Linked DNA regions of Mus musculus: region 1 is linked to region 2. A link is a contact called in ENCODE Hi-C or POLR2A ChIA-PET data. All regions are on one chromosome and are shown on one strand. The core of a region is the stretch at or near the end of the contact, and the rest is flanking DNA. Distances in the headings are between cores, read along the strand shown. Region 1 holds the start of Acly (ATP citrate lyase). Region 2 holds the start of Klhl11 (kelch-like 11).

Region 1 (7,383 bases), core at 338-2,837, 55 kb after region 2:
ACACACACTCACATTCTCTCTGTCTTTGTCTGTCTCTATCTCTCTCCAAGAAAGGGATCTTTTGAATTGAATGGGCTATTTTCTACAGTGACTGCCTGAGGACTGAATTCACTCACTGAGGCCCCAGGAGCAGCCCAGAGGGAAGGGTGAATGAATGAAGCCTGCTTTTAAAGAAGACTCCTCTGGGACCCACTGAGGAGGGTCGACAAAACACTCTCACTTTAAGGGCTGGGGAGGGGGAGGGGATGACAAGCAAGCAATCCCCTATAGCAAAGGAACGGACAGAACTCTTCCGAGTATTCCCTGCTACAGCAGACAGTGTCTAAATAGAGATTAAAAACAGCAGCTACTCTGTCTTCAAGGCCTCCTTTTACTGCCCCCCCCCCCCGCAGAGGGGAGCGTTTAAGCAGCTTTCTAAGAGGTGGAAATGATCTTTCCAGGACAGTTATCTCTCGATAGTAAAGAAACCCGACATGCTGAGCAAAGTTAAAGCGGGGACAGACAGGGTTGGCTGGCAGACTAAAGTGCCTTATGCTGTCCTTTCCAAAATTATGTCAGGAGGGATCCCTCATAGCAGAATTTCAAGACTGAAGAAAGCAGCAAGCTTTGGGGACCAGACCTCTGCCAGGCCTGACAGGAGGTAGAGGTAGGTAGCATCCTTTGCACACACGCGCGCCCGCGCACATACACACACCCTAGGTGCTTGTCTCATCCAGACTCCTGAGCACTCCGACCATCTGTTGTTTGGGGGCTACACCAGTAGGGAGCTCCTTAGCAGGGAGAGCCCATCCAGCGCCGTCGCTCCGGAGCCAAGTCCTCGCAGCAAGGCCTCAGGCACTCTGAAGCAGCACGACCCCGCGTGGCCAGGGCCCGCTCCCTACACTTCGACATAGAGCTTAAGGGATTCACCACAGAACTAACAGGACAGGCCTGCTTGAGTCCGGCTTGCGAGCGGCCGGCGTGGAGAGAGTAGCCACCGCCATCTCTACTACCCGCCCCGGCATCCGGTGGGGAACCCGAATGGGGCCCAAAAAAGTGTCCCAAAAAAAGCCCGACTAGACTCGAGAGCTGGCCCTGGGTGGAGCTGAGAAGAAGCAGGACGCGCAAAGGCAATCCGGAGGAGGGAGAAGTAAGGTCGGTGGCAAGCAATGTGCAAACTCCCAGGAACTAGAATAGGATTGGGAGGGTGTAGACATGCGGCCCGCGGCTGGGGAGAAGACTACTATAAAGCTTAGACCCGCACAAAACTTCCGAGCAGGTGCAGGGAGCGCGCGGGAGCGCCCAGCCAGGGAGCCCGGAGGTGGTTCCGGGTTGGGGGAGGGAAGCAGGAAGCTTAGTGGGTACTGGGGGGTCGCACCCGCGCCTACGACTGCCGTACTCACCTCTTCGAGAAAGCCTGAGTGTGGCTCTCTGTCCGTAAGCACCAGCTCACCCCAACTCTTCGGATCGCTCCAGCCGCCTGCAGCAGCCGGGGATCCGGCTTTTGTTCCGGCCCAAGTGGGCTCCTCCCCGCCCCCCATCAGCTCACAGGCTAAGCAGCCCGGCGATTGGGCACACGCGTTCCCTAGCCTGAGCTCTAGGCTCCTCCCCATTCGCTGCTGTGGTGGCCCCGCCCTCAGGCCTGACCTGGGGCTGATGGGACTTGTAGTCCCGGACGTGGGCGGGGCCGTGGGCGGGGCCTAGGATGGGGAGATGGGCCGGGCGGCTCTAGGAGGAGAACCTACGAGGCTGGGGGCTGTGGCCTGATCGTTTCAGGGGCTGGGCCGGCCAGCCGCCGGGTTGGGTAGCTGAGGGAGGGGGTTGTTGGCCCAAAAGGCTATAGCACTTCTCCCTGGACCTGGCGTCCTCTTCCTCCCTCCCAGGAGAGCAACTGACGTTCTTATCCCAGGCTCTTGTAAGCCGCCACACCAAACCCAGTGCGTTAGACCTGCTTTTGAAAAGCTACGTCTGCTTTCCTTTCACACGTGTCGCCTCTCCGCTCCTGGAACCCTCCCCAGGGAATTTACCAGAGCCAGTCTACACGACCACGCTACACAATCAGACTGTCCGACCTAGGACATAGATTGGAGGAAGGGGTAAACTAGTGAGGCCAGAAGGACGCCAGTCCCAACGCGAGTCCTCTTACAGGCTCACCTGAGCGCGGATCTGGGCGGAGCTGATCATTTATCTGAGATTAAAACTTAGGACTGGGGCCATCCCTGCCCAACCTCTTGCTCCCTCCCCCAACCTCAAACTAAGACACCGAAAGCAATGAACAACCTCCTCTTTTCTGTTACTTGCGAAAGATAGAACATATTTTCCAAACCCAAAACTGGAGCGCCCAGTCTAACAGGTACCCGAGAACTTCTGGGGCAGAATAGATAAATCATAAGGTCCTGGAAATCAGGAATTCACTGCTTCCCTGGAGTGGAAGCCTCTCTTGCTTGTCCCCTAGTCCCAGTATGTCTTCCCAGATGGACCCAGAAACTAACAATTTTCCAGCTCTAGGAAGGAGGCCAGAATCATCCTTTAATCAGCTCAGGTGATGCGTCAGCCCAGGGTGCAGAGAATCTGCATGGCTGTGCCCCTGGCAAAAAACCCTGGGTCAAAAGCTCCCTGCAACAATGTTGCAACACTCTCCTGGGCAAACACTTTCCCAAGGCCCCCCACTCCCAGGCCCTTTTCGGCCAGTCTTTGGATGGCTGAACTTGTAACACCCATTCTTGACCAGCGTGTGCTCCTTTTTTTGTTTGTTTGGGTTTTTTTTTTGTTGTTGTTGTTTTGTTTTTTACGAGACAGGGTTTCTCTGTGTAGCCCTGGCTGTCCTGGAACTCATTTTGTAGACCAGGCTGGCCTCGAACTCAGAAATCCGCCTGCCTCTGCCTCCTGATTAAAGGCGTGCCACCACTCCTGGCTAGCGTGTGCTCCTTGATGACGTCTTTTTTTTTTTTTTTTCTTGGTCCCTTCCCTAATACTCATTCTTTAGAAATAACAGTTTAGAGTGCCCCTTGCTCCTGCAGTTGAGGGAGAGGCCTAGAACCTACCCAAATCTCTGTGAGTGATCACTTCTCCCCAAGTAAATAAATATCGTCTCTGAAGTTGCTCAAATTCAGGCCCTGGAGGACAGCAATTCAGAGTTTTTATTAAAGTCTGTTTGTTTTCTGTTTGAGACAGAGTAACATGTAGCCCAGGTTGTTCTTAAACTTGTTGTTTAAATAGAGAACAACCTTGAATGTCTATCCTCCTCCTGTCTCAGCTTCCCAAACGCTGGAATAAGTCGTGGACCCTTGGGACTAGCTAGTCTTCACCAGCTAACCAAAAGACTGTAGTTAATGTGAATTACCTGTGGGGTGTCCTAGAAAAATGACTAAGCAGGTAAATGACTTGCTATGAAAAGATGATGCGAGTTCCATTGCCAAAACCACATAACGGCAATTAAAGAAAAATGGCTCCACAAAATTGCCCTCTGAACTCCACACACATAAACTGTAGTACCTGTGTCCCCCTACATATACACAATAATAGCTTTTTTTTTTTTTTAATAGGCGGGTAGATCTCTATGAGTTTCACACAGCCTGGTCTACAACACAACTATTCCTTTGTTTAGAAAGAATAACCTTTAGTCCAGCATGGTGGCACACACCTTTAGTCCCACCACTTGGGAGGCAGGTGTATCTCTGTGTGTTCGAGGCCAGCCTGGTCTACAAAACAGGTGCCAAGATAGCCTGGGCTATACACAGGAAAAAAAAAAAAAAAAGAAGAAGAAGAAAGGAAGAAAAAAAAAAAGGGAATTTCCAGCAGAATGTGGTAAGGCAGTGTTCTCAACCTTCCTAACACTCGACCCTTTAATACAGTTCTTCATGTTGTACTGACCCCAACCATAAATTATTTTGTTGCTACTTCATAGCTGTAATTTTGCTACTGTTATGAATCATAATTTAAATACCTTATGTGCAAGATATCTGATATGCAACTCCTGTGAAAGAGTCATTCAAAGCCCCCCTAAAGGGTCCCCACTCACAGAGGGAGAACGGCTATGGGAAGGGAACCCAATACTCTCAGCATTCAGGAGCCTCAGGAAGGATGATCAGGAGTTTGAGGGAAGCCTTAGCTATACAGTAAGATTTTCTCCAAGCAAAACAAAACATTGGAGTTAGAGAGATGGCGCAGCAGTTAAGAGCTCTTGATGCTGCTCTTCCAGGACTGAGGTTCAAGTCCCACCACCCCACATGGCAGCTCAAACCTTCCATAACTCTAATTCTAGGAGATATGATGCTCTCTTCTGGCCTCTGCAAGCACCAGGCACACACATGGCACAGATGAACATGCAGGCAAAACACTAATAAACATAATTTTAAAAAAAGAAAAAAGAAAAAAGGACACTCAGCCTGTGTGGTGGTGGAGTATGCCTTTAATTCCAGCACTTGGAAGGCAAAGGCAGCAAGATCTCTAAGTTCAAGGCCAGTTTGGTCTACAGAGTGAGTTCCAGGACAGCAAAGGCTACACAAAGAAATCCTATCTTGAAAAACAAACAAACAAACAAATAAACAAAAAAGAAAAAAAGAAGAAAATCAAATAAATAAATAAATAAGAACACGCCTAAACAAGTATCCAGGTAAGAAACAACTATAAACTTTTTTTTAATGTCAATTTGGCAAAATCAATAAAAATTGGAAATTGCCTGAAGCTCGCCCTGGTGGTGTGGTGCAGGAGGGCTGGTGAGCTGACCAACTCAGCTACCACCCAGGTCCACATCCAGGGCTTTGATTTGGCACACCCCCAAAGCTACAGTATCTCTATAGGTCAACAACAGGATCTCTAAAAGGACTTTCCAATGAAACTCCAGTATTGATCGTGTAGAAGAAGCCAAAGGCCTCAAACCAGATCAATGACTCATTGCAATGAACATGTTCAGGTAAAGAAGTATGGGTGAAAGGGACTATGTGACACACTGTGACACACTACAGCTTCCATGATGGGCAGACTATGTGACACACTGTGACACACTACAGTTTCCATGATGGGCAGACTATGTGACACACTACAGTTTCCACGATGGTTAGACTATGTGACACACTGTGACACACTACAGCTTCCACAATGGGTAGACTATGTGACACACTACAGCTTCCACGATGGGTAGACTATGTGACACACTGTGACACACTACAGCTTCCACGATGAGATGCTTTGTTTTGTTTTAATTTTCTTTTTGGCAGAGCATTCCAATGGTTGATACTAAGGGGGACAGGAAGAAGGAGTTGGGGTGCAGGATATGAAATTTACAAAGAATCAACACAAAGTTTTAAAAGATTGCACATTGCACTTGCCCTTGGCTCCTTCAATTCCACTTTTATTAAGTTATTCGTTAGGGCTATATTTTGTACCTGATGATGGAATCCTGATGTTTCCTTCTTTGCTGACCTGAGAGCACTTTGAATAAGGCCTTGGCACTTAGGAAGTACTCAACAAATATTTGCTGAAGGATAGAGCACCCCTACCCACCCACCTCATCAAAGCGCTGTTAGACATGGGTTGGGCTGGTTTTAGAAAAGAAAAAGGAAAGTAAGTGTCTTAGTTAGGGTTTTACTGCTGTGAACCATGACCAAAGCAACTCTTACAAGGACAACATTTAATTGGGGCTGGTTTACAGGTTCAGAGGTTCAGCCCGTTATCGTCAAGGCAGGAACATGGCAGCATCCAGGCAAGTATGGTGCAAGAGGAGCTGGGAGTTCTACATCTTCATCTGAAGGTTGCAAGTGGAAGACTAACTTCCAGACAGCTAAGATGAGTGTCTTAAAGCCCACACCTACAGTGCCATGCCTATTCCAAAAAGGCCACACCTACTTGAACAGGGCCATACCTTCTAATAGTGTCACTCCCTGGGCTGAGCATATACAAACCATCACAGTAAGTAAAGAGAAAGAAGAAAGTATCTGTTGGAAGCTGGGCATGGTGGCACAAGCCTATATTTAATTCTAGCACTTGGGAAACAGAGGCAAAGATCTATCCTTGGATATGTGGTCAGTTTGAGGCTCTGTCTCCAAAAAAAGAAAGGGAGATAGAAAGAGAAGAAGGAAAAGGAGGGAGAAAAAATAGCTATGTGAGAGGCCAGAGAGGTTCCTTCGATCTGTGCCAATCAAGCTGGGCCCCATCTTCTCACTGTTCTGGTATCTTATTCAAAAGCTCCAAATCTTTTGCTTTTCCCAGTTATAATCACCCCTAGCCTCTTCTGGACAGGTCTATGCTGCGGCATTATAGAGGGTTATAAGCACTATCCCCGGGGTCAGGCTTGGGTCACTCTCCAACTCTGAAGATTCTAGACTTGCTAATGGCTCCCTCCTAGATTTTAAGCCACTTCAGCTAGTTATTTTTAGGTTTTGTTTGTTTGGAAACAGGTTTTCACTGTGCAGCCCTGGCTGGCCTGGGCTCCCCATGTAGAACAGGATGGGCTATAAGTCACAGAGACCTGCCTGTCTGCCTTCTGAGTACTGTGGTTAAAGGTATGCCCTGGCTCACTTCGACTCATGTATTGAGTACCAGCTCTACCGAAGACAAGGGTTCTAGCAGATGTTTCTCATCGCCACAGCTTGAGCTGAGCATTAAAGTCAGTTTGCAGATAAGCAACCTGCCTGTCTGAGTGTACTATTGCTGTGAAGAGACACCAGACCAACACTTAGAAAAGAAAGCATTTGATTAAGGCTTGCTTGCAGTTTTAGAGGTTTAGTCCATTATTGTCATGGTAGGAAGCATGGCAGCATGCAGGCAGACATGGTGCTGGAGCAGTAGCTGAGAGTTCTACCTCTGGATCCATGGGCAGGTCAGCATGAAGAGAGAGCCGCTGGGTCTGGCTTGGGTTTTTGAAACCTCAAAGCCCACCCCTAGTGACACACTTCCTCCAACAAGGCCACACCCATTCCAACAAGGCCTCAACTCATATCCTTCTCAAGTAGTGCCATTCCCTGATGATTAAGAATTCAAATATATGAGCCAATGGAGGCCAATCTTATTAAACCATCAAAAGCCACTCTATGGCCTCCATTAGATTATAACCATATCATAATGCAAAAATGCATTCAACCTAACTTCAAAAGTCCCCATAGTCTATCAGAGTCTCAACAATATTTAGAAGTCCAAAGTTCAAAGTCTCTTCTGAGACCCAAGGCAACCTTAACTGTAACCCCTGTAAAATTAAAAAGCAAATCTCATATTTCCAACATACATTGGCCCAGAACATACATTACAATTCCAAAAGGGAAGAAAAGGAGTCCAGTGAGGAAATACTGGACCAAAGCGAGACTCCAAATTCTGCATCTCTGTGTCACATGTCAAAGTGCTCTTTAGATCTCCAACTCCTTTCAGCTTTGTTCACCACAACACACTTTTCTCTTAGGCTGGATCCAC
Region 2 (6,446 bases), core at 3,579-6,078:
CACAACTTGACAATAGCTCTTCTTTTCAGTTTCATTCTCCCAGTCTTATACCCATTCCATCCAATCCTGAGGATCCAGTCTGGTACTCTGAGAAAAGAAGCAATCCTGTGGGTAGGGGTTTTACCTTTCCACCAATTTGTCTACAGTAAAGTAAGAAAATACACTATATTTTCTTTCCCATTCCACTCATGGTTTTGAGACAGTCAAGACTCCATGTAGTCTTGGCTGGCCTGGAACTTAAGACCTCCTGCTGCTGTCTCATAAATGGTATGATTAAAGGCAAGAGCCACCACAGCCCAGAGTCAATCCTTAGCATTCATGAGAAAGGGTCTCTGGACTTTTTAGTCCAGACTGACCTAGATCTCCTGCCAAGTGCTGGACACAGGTGTGCATCATTCAGTCTCTTACTATAATATGTAGTCTGATCTACCTTGATTTAAAAACCTCCTGTGTCCATTCCTCTGCTCTTATAGTATCAGTTTCTCCTCTTCCACAATCACTTTCTTCGGCACAAAAACATGTTCCACCTCTCCTATTTTAGAGTTAACTAAGTAGGCACTCTACCTCAAATCCAATCCTTTTTCATGGAAACATTTAACTCAATGATGTCATCACCAACCTTTAATGATTGATCATTTGACAGTAGACTCCACCCCCTTTTTAGGCCTCCATGGTATCAGCTCAATTCACTCTGCCGGATTCTTTAATGCTGTACAGACTCTCCTACCTGCCTTCTTTCCTTTATTCATTTTTAATGTGTACTCTTAAGTAACTTAATCTATTCTATGGCTTTAATTATAAATTATATGCTAGTTTCCCCCAATTTGCATTTATCTTGACTTTTCCATCTAATGCCTACCCTTTTTTCTGGCTTTGAGACTGGATCTCCTATGTAGCTCTGCCTGTCCTTGAAATCAGAGATCCAACTGACCCTGCCTCCTAAGCACTGGGATTAAAGGTATGCTCCCAATTTTTTGTTTGTTTGAGACAAGGTCTTACTATGTAACCCTTGGCTGTCCTGGAATTCATTCTGTAGACCAGGCTGCCTCAAACACAAAGATCCACTCACCTCTGTATCCTAAGTGCTGGGATTGAAGGTGTATGTTGAGCCTCCACTGCCACCATCTCTCTTTTTATTAAGACAGGATTTCTCTATGTAACCCATGCAGGTCTAGAACTCCTGTTCCTCCTGGCTAAGCCTCTCAAGAGTTGGAGTTACAGTAATGTGTCACTGTCCTTGGCTCTTTTTCCAGTATAATCTCAGTGTTTGGAAACATCCCTATTCTAAGACTATGTTTTAGTGTTTTGCCTGCATTTATGTATGTGCTCCACACGTGTGCCTACTGTCAACATCAGAAGAGGGAGCTGGACCCCGAAAGTGAAGTTATAGATGGTTGTGAACTGCCATGTGAGTTTTGGGAACTGAACATAAGCCCTCTGGAAGAGCAGCCACTCTTAATGGTTGAACCATCTCTCCAGCTCCTGGAAATATCCTTTTTTGTTAACATTGTTTCTCCTTGTGTTTTCTTTCACAGCTTAACTGGAGAAGCAATGTCCTTCAATCTGAAGCTTACCCAGTTATCTGGACCATGCTCACTGACCTTCCTGTCATATCTGATCTTCTCCACATCTTTTGTATATTTGAGTATGAATGCAGGCACATCAGATGTCTTTCCTTGATTAATCTCCACCCTTTTGGATCTAAATTTTTTTTTTTAGAGATTTTATGTTTATGAGTGTTTTCCCTACGTGTATATTTATGTACCATGTATGTCTGATGCCCTTGATGGTCAGAAGACATCAGATCCACTGAAATAGTAGGTACAGATAGTTGTGAGCCACAAGGTTGGGGCTGAGAACCTAACCAACCTTGGTCTTCTGTAAGAGAAACAAGTGCTCTTAACCACTGGGCTGTCAGTCCAGCCCCCCACCTTATTTTTCCAGACAAGGTCTTTCACTGGACCTAACCCATTGTGCCAGACTGGAATCAGTCTGTTTCTGCTCTCTTCCCCAAGGCTGGGGTTACAGGAATGCACTACCATGCCCTCATCCCTGCAGTGCAGGCATGTTTTCCACATCTGGGCCATCTCTGAAGCCTCTATTTTTTCCATATCTCTTTTGAAATATAAGGAGGTGGGACAAGTCTAGCTGAGCTGGATATGTAGACCAGGCTAAACTAAAATTCAAAGACCTGCTTGCCTCTGCTTCCCAAGGGTGTTGGGATTAAATGCCCAACCTTTTTCCACACTGTAACAATAATCTGATCTTTCCAATTGCTTGGGTTAAAAAAAATTCTTCTGGCTGGCTAGTCAGTAGAGGCACAGGCCTTTAATCCCAGCACTTGGGGGGAAGAGGCAGGTGGATCTGAGTTGAAGTCTGGTCTACAGAGCTAGTTCTAGGACAGCCAACGCTACACAAAGAAACCCTGTCTCCGAAAAAAAAATTTTTTTTCCTTACTCCTGTGTCAAGCCCACCAGTAATTCATCTCCTCTATTTCAAAACACAGATGGCCTGCAGAGATGGATCAGCAGTTAAAAGCACTGGCTGTTCTTCTAGAGGATCCAGGCTTAATTTCCAGCATCCACATGTCCTCTTTCTGCCCTCCTTAGGCACCAAGCACTGATACTATACATATATACACACAGGTAAAACACCCTTATACATAAATCCCAAAGCATACACACAGATGACACAGTTCTCATCACCTCCCTTCTTCAATCCAAGCCTCTACCACTATTGCAATGACCTAGTCTCTGCTACAGCTCTTGCCGCACCCTGTCCTGCCCTTTTTTTGACATGGAATTTATTAAGTAAAACAGAATCATTCTCAATGCCTTCTAATTTTAGAAAGGTCAGCTTCTTTCACAGGCCCATGAGGCCTTAAGGCAAAGGTTCTTAACATGTGGGTTGTGACCCCTTTGGGGATCAAGCAACCCCTTCACAGGGGTCAAATATCAGATAGCCTGAATATCAGATATTCACAGAAGCAAAATTAGTTATGAACTAGGAAGGAAATAATGTTATGGTTGGGGTCACCACAACATGAGGAGCCGTATTGAAGGGTTGCAGTGTTAGGCAGGGTGAGCATCACTGCTCCAAGGGACCCATCCATCCTCCCCACCACTTGGATGCTTTTGCTCCTCTCATCCTGCCTCCTTCATGCAGCTATATAACCCACGCTGTTTTCTCCCTCTACCTGAAGCACACTACCTTGCCACCTATATGCCTTTGCTATGATTTCTGAACATTCTTTATGTGCCCAATTTAAAAATAGTTCCTCTCAGCCTGGTCTATAGATTGAGTTCCAGGACAACCAGCATTACATAGTGCGAACCTGTCTCAAAACAAAGAAATAAAAAAACAAAACCTCCTCTCCATTAGGGCCTATGACGCACAGTCCCACACCTCAGTCTGCCTCACAGCTGTAATAATTATTCAACATGCTATATATTCGCTGTTAAACATCAGAGAGTTTGATAAGGAAAAGGATTTTCATGTGTTTTGATCACTGCTGGATATACCCCCTCCCCCAGCACTGTAACGAGGTCAGTGTCTAGCGCTCCAGAGGTATGTGTTAAAGGATTTGTAACAGTACCAGCATCTCCACCTGCCTCCGAACCAACCTCTGTGGCGTCCTTTCTGGCTCCCCACAATCCATTTTCCACAATCCACTTTTCACTTTTGAAATATTTAAATATTTCGTATTTAAATATTAAAATCAGATAATCTCTCTACCCAGTTTCCCATCCATCACACTCAATAAAATCCAAACATTCCTCACACACACCCTCTGGTCTTTAAACCCAGCATATCCGGAATCGCTGGATTTTCTTTTTAACGTCCTTTCTTCTCTAAGCCAGCCTGGACCCTGACTGAGGCCTTTGGGAAGCCTGTAATGTGCACCCATTCCCTTTTGTACGGCCAATTTCTCTTGCCACTGCGAAGCTGGTTTAAATGACATTTCCTCCGATCCGTAGCTAGCCCTTCACCGTTTTTTAAATGTCATCATCACAGGAGTCGAACACGACCCACCGTTTTTCATCGCCTTTGTCCCTACCACCTGAAATCTGCGCTCAGGGGTGCAATGCGCACAAGCTAGACTCTCAGGGGGCATCCTCAGTGCCAGGCGCGGTGGCTGTCCCGTCGCGGGCATAATGAGGGAGCTGGCACCACAGACACTGCCCCCCACCCCCCAACCCAGCCCTCGCTCGCCCACGGTCGTCTCACCTGTCGGCCAGCTCCAGCACCTCGTGCACGCTGCCGGTGCTCACTCGGATGCGGCCGGTGTACATGTACTCGATAACGGCTTCCACCGTGTCAGGTTCGGGTCCGGGCTCTGAGCTCCACTTGCGCATCTCCACCCGGCCCGAGCGCGATTCCGAAAACTGACCCGAGAGTAAGGGCGTGAAGTACTCGGTGGCAGCGGCCAGCACCGAGCGGTGGGCACGGAACTCGCGACCTCCGGCCCCGCCGAAGCACAGGGTGATGTCGCAGAACAGGCCTTGACGCCGCTGCTCGTTCTGCCGCCAGGACAACTCGGAGCAGTGAGTGCTGCACTCGAAGTCCTCGGCCTCTGGGCCCGGATCGCTCCCGCCCGTGTCGACGAGGGTAGAGATGCCGGCCCCGGTCACGAAGTCTACCGTGCCACTGCCTCGGACCTCAGCGGCCAGGCTCGCGGAACCGGCGACGGCAGTCTCCATGCTCTCCATCTCCAGCACTTGAAAAGATGCAGCCGCGGCCGCAGCGGCAGCTGCCGCCGCCACAGCCGCCGCCATCTTGACGCCGCCGTACCGGCCCCCTCAGCTTCCGAACGGTGCGGCAAGTCTGATGCGACACAGAGGCATTCTGGGATTAAATAGTGCGCGCGGGGCGGAGCCGCGCCTGCGCACTTCTGCCGTGCTTACGCCCTCTAGCGAGGCAAGCGCAGTTCTCGGAGCCAGAAAAAAACTCAGGTCTACCTTTTCTCGCCCCTCCATTATGGTGGCCCCCTGTGCTTGTTTTGTTGAATTTTCTTCTACTTTATGTTGCTTTGGAGTGTATCCTCGCCATCACACGCACACACATTTTTTGTTTGTTTGTTTGTTTTTTAACTTTGTAGACCATGATAGCCTGGAACTCACAGAGATCCACCTTACCCCTGCCTCTGCTGGCCTGTGCCAATCCCAGCACTTGGGAGGCAGAGGCAGGCTGATCTCCCTGAGTTCGAGGACCTAGTCTCAGAAAGGACAGCCAGGAATACACAGAGAAACCCCGTCTTAAAACACAAAACGATTGACTTTGGAGAGAAAGTAATTTTTAAATTTTATTCTTATCAAAGTGTCTGTGCACAGGTCCTACAGAGGACAGGTAGGTGTTAGATTCCCAGTAGCTGGAGTTAAAGGCGGTTAAAACCCCCCTGATAAGGGTGTTGGGAGCCAACAATCAAACTGATTCTCTGAGAGAGTACTCCTAACTGCTAAACTATCTTTCCAATCCAGGAGGGGGGCAGTATAAAGAAAAATAACTTCGTTAAAGTTATTTATTTTTGCAGGTGTCTCTCATGTAGCCCAAGGTGGCCACACACTTGCTGTGTAGTTAAGGATGACTTTGAACTCCTGATTCTTCTCCTGGATTTTGGGATTACTAAAATGTTCCTGAGCACACCCAATTTTGTTTTGTTTTGTTTGTTTGTTTTTTGTTTTGTTTTTTGAGACAGGGTTTCTCTGTGTAGCTATGGCTGTCCTGGAACTCACTTTGTAGACCAGGCTGGCCTCGAACTCAGAAATCCACCTGCCTCTGCCTCCCAAGTGCTGGGATTAAAGGCATGCGCCACCATTGCCCGGCGAGCACACCCAATTTAACATGAGCTATGTAAGAAACCAGGGCAAGCCTGGCGTGGTGGCGCACTTCTTTAATCCCAGCACTCGGGAGGCAGAGGCAGGCAGATTTCTGAGTTCGAGGCCAGCCTGGTCTACAGAGTGAGTTCCAGGACAGCCAGGGCTACACAGAGAAACCCTGTCTCGAAAAACAAAAACAAAAAAAAAGAAACCAGGGCAGTTTAGTCACCCCAGCACCAATAAGTAAATAGCCCTAAAAATTACATTTATTTATTTTTATGGTAGGGTATTCGTGTGGAGTACAAAGCACAATTTAATGAACATCACTACGTTAGAGGATAGAACTCGAACTTGAGTCATTAATTAGACTTGGTTGGTGTTAGGTGCAATTAGCCATATTTTTTGCCCATAAAACAGAATATTTGTTTGTTTGTCTGTTTGTTTATAGGCAGGGTTTCAGCTAGGTAGGGGTGACTGTCCTGGAACTCACTCTGTAGACCAGTCTGGCCTTGAACTCACAGAGTTCACCTGCCTCTGCCTCCCAAGTTCCACCGGGCTGAGAAAATTATTTTCAAAAGGTAGTAAAGCATAAGACTTTGAGTCTTAGGCTGGTAAAAGTAGCACACACCT

The links. A loop is a pair of places that touch in the nucleus more often than their neighbours do. ChIA-PET counts read pairs that join two places held with the same protein, here RNA polymerase II (POLR2A).
Region 1: POLR2A ChIA-PET joins it to region 2 with 17 read pairs in embryonic stem cell. The contact joins the promoter of Acly here to the promoter of Klhl11 in region 2. A Hi-C loop is called at or near these places in 2 of 37 maps with a recorded cell type or tissue (T-helper 1 cell and left cerebral cortex). POLR2A ChIA-PET finds 5 or more read pairs at or near these places in 4 of 5 experiments (Patski and embryonic stem cell).

Annotation. Positions count from the first base shown.
Region 1 is chr11:100,526,413-100,533,795 of GRCm38, forward strand. Acly (ATP citrate lyase) reads right to left here and starts at 1,588. Exons shown (of 28, transcript NM_134037.3): 1 at 1,383-1,588.
Region 2 is chr11:100,467,954-100,474,399 of GRCm38, forward strand. Klhl11 (kelch-like 11) reads right to left here and starts at 4,829. Exons shown (of 2, transcript NM_172565.2): 1 at 4,228-4,829. The coding sequence starts at 4,775.